Linked DNA regions of Homo sapiens: region 1 is linked to region 2. Evidence: chromatin contacts called from ENCODE Hi-C or POLR2A ChIA-PET data. All regions are on one chromosome and are shown on one strand. The core of a region is the stretch at or near the end of the contact, and the rest is flanking DNA. Distances in the headings are between cores, read along the strand shown.

The links. A loop is a pair of places that touch in the nucleus more often than their neighbours do. ChIA-PET counts read pairs that join two places held with the same protein, here RNA polymerase II (POLR2A). Pooled maps may share reads with other maps.
Region 1: POLR2A ChIA-PET joins it to region 2 with 10 read pairs in activated B cell. The contact joins the enhancer-like site here to the promoter of CLEC4M in region 2. A Hi-C loop is called at or near these places in 3 of 168 maps with a recorded cell type or tissue (CD8-positive, alpha-beta T cell, GM12878 and mucosa of descending colon), 6 of 37 single-sample maps with no recorded cell type and 13 of 50 pooled maps. POLR2A ChIA-PET finds 5 or more read pairs at or near these places in 7 of 52 experiments (GM12878, H1, HEK293 and 4 more).

The regions. Positions count from the first base shown.
Region 1 is chr19:7,798,392-7,802,931 of GRCh38, reverse strand. The region is part of intron 1 of LOC124904628 (a long non-coding RNA gene); the gene reads right to left. Among named protein-coding and RNA genes, the nearest start is that of EVI5L, 30 kb to the left of the region's middle. Within about 2 kb of position 2,889, at least 4 of the 41 ENCODE cell types and tissues checked have a DNase peak (open chromatin) inside an H3K27ac peak, as active enhancers do.
Region 2 is chr19:7,759,826-7,764,667 of GRCh38, reverse strand. CLEC4M (C-type lectin domain family 4 member M) reads right to left here and starts at 1,425. Exons shown (of 7, transcript NM_014257.5): 1 at 1,356-1,425; 2 at 1,192-1,275. The coding sequence starts at 1,401. RefSeq lists promoters at 1,104-1,423, 1,402-2,116 and a cis regulatory region at 1,599.

The sequences.
Region 1 (4,540 bases), core at 1,640-4,139, 37 kb before region 2:
GATTCCTTAAAGAACTAAAAGTAAAACTACCATTTGAGCCAGCAATCCCACTACTGGGTATCTATCCAGAGGAAAAGAAGTCATGATACAAAAAAGATACTTGTTCACACATGTTTATAGCAGCACAATTCGCAAGTGCAAAAACGTGGAACAAACCTAAATTTCCATCAGTCAACGAATGGGTGAAGAAACTGTGGCATACATATAAAATGGAATACTACTCAGCCATGAAACGGAATGAATTAATGGGATTTGCAGCAACCTGGATGGGACTGGAGACCATTATTCTAAGTGAAGGAACTCAGGAATGGAAAACCAAACATTGTATACTCTCACTCATAAGTGGGAGCTAAGCTATGAGGATGCAAAGGCATAAGAATGACACAGTGGATTTTGGGGGCTCAAGGGGAAAGGGTGGAAAGCTGACGGATAGAATACTACAAATTAGGTGCAGTGTATACTGCTTGGGAGATGGGTGCACCAAACTCTCATGAATCACCACTAAGGAATTTAATCATGTAACCAAATACATGTTCCCCCAAACCTATGGAAATAAAAAAAAAAAAGAAGCGTCTTTATTATTCATGGGGGCCCTGGACCATAACTGAGCTTATACCAAGGAGGTGACTCAGGATGGGGGCTGGTCATGCCAGAAACACCAACCACCAAGGTTGGGATTTTTAGCCACCTGACCTCCAGGAAGGGGAAGGGGCTGAAGGTGGGGTTCAATCATGTAGATAATGGTTGGATCAACCCCACCTACTTTTTAATCCTGCCTATTTTTAAATACAAAACTAGCCGGGCATGGTGACACACACCTATAATCCCAGCTACCAGGGAGGCTGAGGCACGAGAATCCCTTGAACCTGGGAGGTGGAGGATGCAGTGAGCTGAGATTGTGCCACTGCACTCCAGCCTGGGTGACAGAGTGAGACTCCATCTAAAAAACAAATAAATGAGGCCAGGCGCGGTGGCTCACACCTGTAATCCCAGCACTTTGGGAGGCTGAGGCGGGTGGATCACGAGGTCAGGAGATCAAGACCATCCTGGCTAACATGGTGAAACCCCGTCTCTACTAAAAATACAAAAAATTAGCTGGGCGTGCTGGTGGGCACCTGTAGTCCCAGCTGTTCCGGAGGCTGAGGCAGGAGAATGGCCTGAACCTGGGAGGTGGAGCTTGCAGTGAGCTGAGATCACGCCACTGCACTCCAGCCTGGGAGACAGCGAGACTGTGTCTCAAAAAAAATAAAGTAAATAAATAAATAAATAAATAAATAAAACAAAACAAAAAAGAAGAGCTCACCAGAGCCAGCAGCCTGAAACAAAAGTGCTGGTGGAAAGGTTTATGGGGTGCCAGTTTAGTCAGTCACCCCTGTGTAGGACACCTATGGAAAACTGTAGGGGGCCCTTAGGAGAATCATCTCCGCAAGCCATTAAGTTCCCAGGCCAGAGGGCATGACCTGCTCTGCGGCTTTACACAGAATGCTCTGGGCTGACACACTCCCTTGAAGTGTTGGAACGTGACCAGACATCCTAGCTCCTTGTAAAACCGGCCCCCACCAGCTGCAGCCCGATAAGTTAAAGACTGTCTTAGCAGTTAGACATATGCTTTTAGCTTAAAGGAAATTCATATAACCGCCACTGCTCTACATCTTTCCAATGACGTACGCTCCCGCTCCTTCACCGTTTCATCCCAGCTGCTTCTTAGATCAAAAGATTGTGCTCAATAAATCGTCAGGCAACCAGAACTCTGGGCGTTTTGCAGCCTTCACTCTAGCAACTGGCCCCCTGGGCCTGCTTTAAAATCTTAACTTGTCTTTTCTCATTCCTTTGTCGCCACCGGACTTCAGGTACCCACGGGTAGTGTTGAGGCTGGACCCCACCATCTGGCGCCCAACGTGGTATCTCCAAAACAACCGGGTGAAGGAATGCAGGAGCGTCGAAAATGAAGGACCGACAGATGGAGAACTCCCAAGGACGAAAAGTTTTTTTTTAATTTTTACTTATTTATTTATTTATTTATTTTTGAGACGGAGTCTCGCTCTGTCACCCAGGCTGGAGTGCAGTGGCTCGATGTCGGCTCACTGCAAGCTCCGCCTCCCGGGTTCACGCCCTTCTCCTGCCTCAGCTCCCAAGTAGCTGGGACTACAGGCGCCCGCCTCCACGCCCGGCTAACTTTTTGTATTTTTAGTAGAGACGGGGTTTCACCATGTTAGCTATGATGGTCTTGATCTCCTGACCTCGTGATCCGCCCGCCTCGGCCTCCCAAAGTGCTGGGATTACAGGCGTGAGCCACCGCGCCGGCCAACGAAAAGACTTTTAAGCTCTGCAGGTAAGCGGGGCGCTCGGAGAATTCCAGGGTAACAACAGGAAATTGTGGGTCAGGCTGAGAGTAGACATAATAATTATTTGAGTTTGGTGCGGCAGTTATTGTGCCACTGTGGTTAAACGTGAGCACCCAAAATCTTCTGTCCCTGTTTCAGCTAATAGAACAATATTCTCCTTGGTTCCCGGAACACAGCTCCATGGATTTGAAAGACTGGGAAAAAATAAGGGCTGACTTCAAACAGGCACAAAAAGAGGGTCAAGAAATTCCTTTCTCCGCTTGGTCTGTGTGGGCGGCAGTGAAAACAGCACGTGAGCCTTTGCAGACTGAGGAGGAACCAGCATTTGGAAATGAAGGAGACGAGTTTGACGGTCAGGAGAGTGCACCATCTAGCTCCAGTTTAAAAAAGGCGGAGAATCAGGAGGTTATATATGCTAACCAAACACATATGAAAGAGACCGTCCAACCTACCGCACCCTCAGGGGAAGCTCCGGAATGGCCACCCGCGCCTAAGCCTTGTGAATTGCGGGCATGGAAGCCTGAGACGCGGTTCGCCGCGCCCATTGTTGCAAAACCTGCCGTTAATTACGGTAAAGGGATGATTCAGGCTCAGCCACCAGTTAATTAAAATTCAGGCTCGCCCTGCCGTTCATTACGGGGAAGGAGCAATTTCCCTTAAAAATGGATGACCCAGCGCCCTGTCTGGGTCGAACAGTGGCCGATCCCTAAGGAAAAATTGGGGGCGCTTTATGAAATAGTTAAAGAATTACTAGAAAAAGGACATGTTTCACACCCACTTTTTCTCCTTGGAATTCCCCAGTATTTGTAATTAAGAAAAAGTCCGGCAGATGGCGCATGCCGACCGATTTACTAGCGGTCAACGCTGTAATTCAACCGATGGGAGCTTTACAACCAGGGCTCCCATCCCCCATTATAATCCCTAAAGACTGGCCGCTTGTTATTATAGATTTAAAAGATTGCTTTTTTTTTTTTTTTTTTTTTTTTTTTTTTTTTACAATTCCTTTAGCAGAGGCAGATTTCGAAAAATTTGGCTTTACCATCCCTGCAGTTAATAATAAAGAACCTGCAGCCAGATATCATTGGAAGGTTTTACCTCGGGGTATGTTAAACAGTCTCACAATTTGTCAGACTTTTGTAGGCAGAACTATCCAGCCTGTTAGAGATCAATTTCCAGATGTGTGCAGCAAAAAATAGAGGCCAACTTATTCAATGTTATTCATCTTTGCAAAAGGCAATTACAAACGCTGGATTGCTTAAAGCATCTGACAAAATTCAAACAACCACTCCTTTTCAGTATTTGGGAATGCAAGTACAGGATAGAGCATTAAGCCTCAAAAGGTTCAAATTAGAAAAGCTTCTTTAAAAACCTTAAATGGGCGGGGGGGCAGTGGCTCACGCCTGTAATCCCAGCACTTTGGGAGGCTGAGGCGGGCGGATCACAAGGTCAGGAGATCGAGACCATCCTGGCTAACACAGTGAAACCCCGCCTCTACTAAAAATACAAAAAATTAGCCGGGCGTGGTGGCTGCGCGCCTGTAGTCCCAGCTACTCGGGAGGCTGAGGCGGGAGAATGGCGTGAACCCGGGAGGCGGAGCTTGCAGTGAGCCGAGATCAAGCCACTGCCCTCCAGCCTGGGGGACAGAGCAAGATTCCGTCTCAAAAACAAAAACAAAAACCAAATAAACCTTAAATGATTTTCAAAAATTGTTAGGCGATATTAATTGGATTCGGCCCACCTTAGGAATTCCTACTTATGCTATGTCTAATCTCTTCTCAATACTGAGGGGAGACTCCAGTTTACACAGTAAAAGAGAACTAACACCCGAGGCCATGAAAGAGTTAAGAGTAATTGAAGAAAAAATTCCGCAAGCCCAGGTCAGTAGGATTGACCCAGACTTGCCTTTACAATTCATTGTTTTCCCTACTTCACACTCCCCAACGGGGATTATTGTTCAAAATAATGATTTAGTTGAATAGTCCTTTTTGCCACGTAATACCATAAAAACACTTACAGTATATTTAGATCAGATGGCAATTTTAATTGGACAGGCTCGTATGCGAGTTGTTAAACTTTGTGGCACTGAACCTAATAAGATTATAGTTCCTATAAATAAAAATCAGGTTAAACAGGCATTTATTAATTCAGTTACATGGCAAGTTTATTTAGCAGAATTTGTTGGATGTATTGATAAT
Region 2 (4,842 bases), core at 176-2,675:
TACAAAAAATTAGCCGGGCGTGGTGGTGGTGGGCGCCTGTAGTCCCAGCTACTCGGGAGGGTGAGGCAAGAGAATGGCATGAACCTGGGAGGCAGATCTTGCAGTGAGCCGAGATGGCGCCACTGCATTCCAGCCTGGGTGACAGAGCAAGACTCTGTCTCAAAAAAAATAAATAAATAAATAAAAATAAAAACTAAATAAATAAAATAAAAAAGAATTAACTGCCTGTTTTTCTGTGTGTGGCTAGTGAGCCTTATCTCTCCCTTTCCCAGGCATTGTGAAGACCCTGTTTCTCTAGCTGTGCAGCTGCAAGGTCACTAGGCAGATAAACTCAAGTTGTAAAACATGTTTTTCCTTGAAAAATAAGAAATGACGTAATGCATGTCTCAATTGAATAACTATCTTTGTTTCTCGCTTCTGTAATATGCTTCCCCCTGCACAGATCTCCCCCTACCCCATGAAATGCTTAAAAGGTAACTTGACTCTTTGTTTGGGGCTCAGTCTTTTTGGATGTTAATCTGACTGGGCTGGTGCACCTAAATAATAATAATAATAATAAATCCTCCTCAACCCCTTGATCTCTGTGATTCCTAAATTATCCTGCAACACCAGGACTCAGGCATCCAGGTCCCAGCCTCCACATCTCCAGGTCCCAGGAGGAACCCAGGCCCAAGCTCCCACCTCCCCAGGTCCTAGGAACCCAGATACCTGCTTCTACCTCCCCAGGACCCACGAATTCAGGCCCCAGTTCTCACCTTCCCCAGGACCCAGTAATCTGGTCCCAGCTCCCACCTCCCCAGGACCCAGGATTCCAGTCCCCAGTTCTCACCTGCCCCAGGACCCAGGAATCCAGGCCCCTTCTCCCACCTCCTCTGGTTCCAGGAGTCCAGGCTCCAGTCCCTACCTCCCATGGACCCAGGTGTCCAGCTTCCAACCCCCACCTCTGTAGGTCCCAGGAGTCCAGAACCCCTCTCCCACCTCCCCAGGCCCCAGGAACCCAAGCCTCAACCCCCACCTCCCCAGGTGTGAGGAGTTCAGATCCCTACCCCGTCCTCTTCAGGACCCAGGAACCCAGGTCTCAGACCTTCCTTCCCCAGAACCCAGGATTCCAGACCCCAACACCTACCTCCCCAGGACCCAGGGGTCTGGGAGGCTCTGTCTTCCACTATCTGCTCCCTAACTCTTGCCTACCTGTAGAGCTCTTGTGGCCATGTATCTGCTGGAATTGAAAGTCTCTTGGAAAAAGTCTGATGCCACTGGTTGTTGGATCTTCTTCTGAATTGACAGACATCAGCTCAGAGCCTGGGCCATCCCTTCCCCTTACCCAGGATCCCAGAGTTCCAACCCAGCCTTACCCAGGAGGCCCAGCTGCTGCACCCTTGGTTCCTTGGAGTCACTCATGTTTTCCCGCTGTCCCCAGATGTTCAGGACTCCTGGGGACCACAGCTTTTATTTTCCACCCTCTGATCCTCACTTTCTAAATCTACTGTCTCTCAGGAAGACAAACAGGAAGCTGGGTAAGATCACATCACCAGAAAGGCTAGTGAAAGGAGTCAGAGCCTGAGATCGGCCTGACCTTGCAGGAATTTCAGGGAGGTGTTGGGGGATGGTCTGGGGTTGACAGGGAGAAGGACTCCTCCACTCATGACATGGTTGAGCGATGGGATGCTTTTAATAAAATTCAATTCATTCTAATGGAAAGCGACTTTGTTATGCCTCCCTACGTAGGGCAGGGGTGGGCAGGCAGTACCGCCTAGTTCCTGGAACCACCATGCCCTCTGACCTCCAGGATCTGCTCTTTTGGTCTGCGGATGCTCTCATTCATGGGAATTTCCTTTGTTTTTGGGAGTTGGAGATGAACGATAGTTGTTTATTTCATACCTATGATAGGCACATTTCCAACAGCTTTATAAAACTCCTTCATTTAACTTTCCTACCCTGCAGTAGATCATGTGACCTCCAGTTTACAGATAGGGGAAAATAGAGGCACTGCGAGATTAAGAAACTAGCCCAAGGTCACACAGCTGGTAAATGGTGGAGCTGAGATTCGAATCCAGGCAGTTTTCCTCCACACTCCACCCAGTTAACCAAAGAGGGTCTAATAACATCAAGGGCAAAATAGAAAGATTTATAGTAACTTTAGTTAGACTATCCCAACCCAAATTGGAACAACCCATGTGGCCACCAGCAGGTGAATGAAAACAAATATCATGGCATATTCAGAGGGTGGAATTCTATACAGTAATGAAAAAGCAAAGTACTGATACAAACAACAATTTGGATGAATCTCACAAGAGTTAAGAAACCCAAACAGAATGAATACATTCTGTAAGATTTTGAGTTTACATGAATTTCAAGAATAGGCAGAAGAACTAACCTTTGATGGGACTCAAATTGGGGGCTTTCTGGAAGGAGTGGGTGTAAACTGACCAGAATGGGGTAGAAGGAAATTTTCTGCTGACAATGTTCCATATTTTTTTCTGAGAAGTGGCTGCATGGATGAATTCATATGTCAAAATTTCTTCTCTTTCTTTCTTTCTTTCTTTTTTTTTTTTTTTTTTTGAGACAGAGTCTCGCTCTGTCACCCAGGCTGGAGTGCAGTGGCTGATCTGGGCTCCCTGCAACCTCCGCCTCCTGGGTTCAAGTGATTCTTCTGCCTCAACCTCCCGAGTAGCTGTGACTACAGGTGTGCGCCACCACATCTGGCTAATTTTTGTATTTTTATTTATTTATTGGAGACGGAGTCTCGCTGTGTTGCCCAGGCTGGAATGCAGTGGTGCAATCTTGGCTCACTGCGACCTCCACCTCCCAGGGTCAAGTGATTCTCCTGCCTCAGCCTCCCGAGCAGCTGGGATTACAGGTGCATGCCACCATGCCTGGCTAATTTTTTTGTATTTTTAGTAGAGACGGGTTTCATCATGTTGGACAGGCTGGTCTGGAACTCCTGACCTTAAGTGATCTGCCCTCCTCGGCCTCCCAAAGTGCTGGGATTACAGGTGTGAGTCACTGTGCCTGGCCCATATGTCAAAATCTCTTGAACTATATATTTAAGACTTGTGTACTGTGTTGTAAATGTGTTATATATCAATTTAAAAATGAGAAATACAGAGGCAGTTCAACATGGCAGATTGGAGGCATCTGGCACTCACCTCCTCCCCAAAGAAGAATTAAACAGTGGGTAGATAATCACACTTTGAATACAGCAACTAAGAGAAAACACTGGAATTCAGCAGAGAAGTGATAGGAAACATCTGTGGCCTGGAAGGAGGGAAACAAGGCAGCTGGCCCAGCCTGGATCAGCTGGGAGCACCAGGTTGGGGGGTTCCCAGTGCAGGAACAGGGTAAGTGAGAGATCCCCTGCAGTGCACATTCCCACCATGAACTCCTGAAATCCTAGCTGTGGGAGAGCTCCTCAACCCTCATGGGCCATGAGACCAGTATAAGGTGCTGCTTGGAGTTCATGTGACAACATTACTCCAGAGAGGGAGCTGACTCTGGGTTCCACACATCCCCCAACACACAGGTAGTTGCAGCACAGTGCCATTTGGAGAAGCCAGTCCCCACCAGACTACATCCTGCCCTGGGACCCAACAGCCCCTGCATCTCCTTGTCCATGGAGTCCAACTGATATCCCTTCAGATCCATCCAGAAGACTACCGCAGTGCCACAGTAGTTGGACCCAGGAATGTAGCAGGATCCCCAGCGCTGCAGCCCACATAATGTCTTACGTACCAGGGAACAGGCAGTGGAGCGCAGTGGAGCACAGTGGGGAGCCTGTCCCCAGGACAAAGGTAGACAAAGTCCCAAGAACTTGAGAGACACCTTCCTGGGGCTGCTGCCATTGACAGCAAACCCCCACTCCTAGCAGCAGGGCCACCTTGCACCTGCAGACACCATGAGGACAGGCTCTTCCCATCCACCACCACTGCAGCCACCACCACCCAAGCACAGTGCCTTTCCCTTCCCGTCACAGCCTGCATGCATGAATGCCACTGGGGGGGCCTGAGGACAGGCCTGCATGGCCTGGCACTGTCCTCCAGGTGGCCAAGCACACTACCAGGGGTCCTGGGGATTGCTCTGCTCTATCAGTCACCCTAGGCACATGCATGTACCATCAGGAGACCTAACAACAGGCCTAGAACAGGCTGGGCATGGTGGCTCATGGCTGTAATCCTAGCACTTTGGGAGGCCAAGGTGGGTGGATCACCTGAAGTCACGAGTTCGAGACCAGCCTGACCAACATGGTGAAACCCCATCTCTACTAAAAATTCAAAATTAGCCAGGTGTGGTGGTGCATACTTGTAATCCCAGCCACTTGGGAGGCTGAAGCAGGAGAATCCCTTGAATCCAGGAGTCAGAGGCTGCAGTAAGCTGAGATCGTGCCATTGCACTCCAGCCTGGGCTAAAAGGTAAAACTCTATCTCAAAAAACAGGCCCAGAACAACTGCCACCAGCACCAAAGCGTGCTCTCTGAAGATCTGGGGTTCACCTCACTTTGTTCACCACTACTGGCATCTGTGTATCCCCCCCAGGGGCCGAGGCACAGGTACACCCAGCCTGCCGCTGCCACCACTGGGACCCAAGGACTGGCTCACATGGCACCCCTATCCCCAGCAAAGCCTCATTGTAGCCTCTGCTAACAACTGCAGCCTAAGATGCTGAGGAATTTACAGATACCACTCATGATGTTTATGGTTAAAGAAATCATATAGAGACTACACTGCTGCATGCACCCAGTCAAAGCTAAAGTGACTTACCCAACCAACACCATAGATACATCAACAGCAAAAAGTCTTCCCCTATGAAAACCAATCCAAAAAATTGGAAGAAGCAACTGCTACA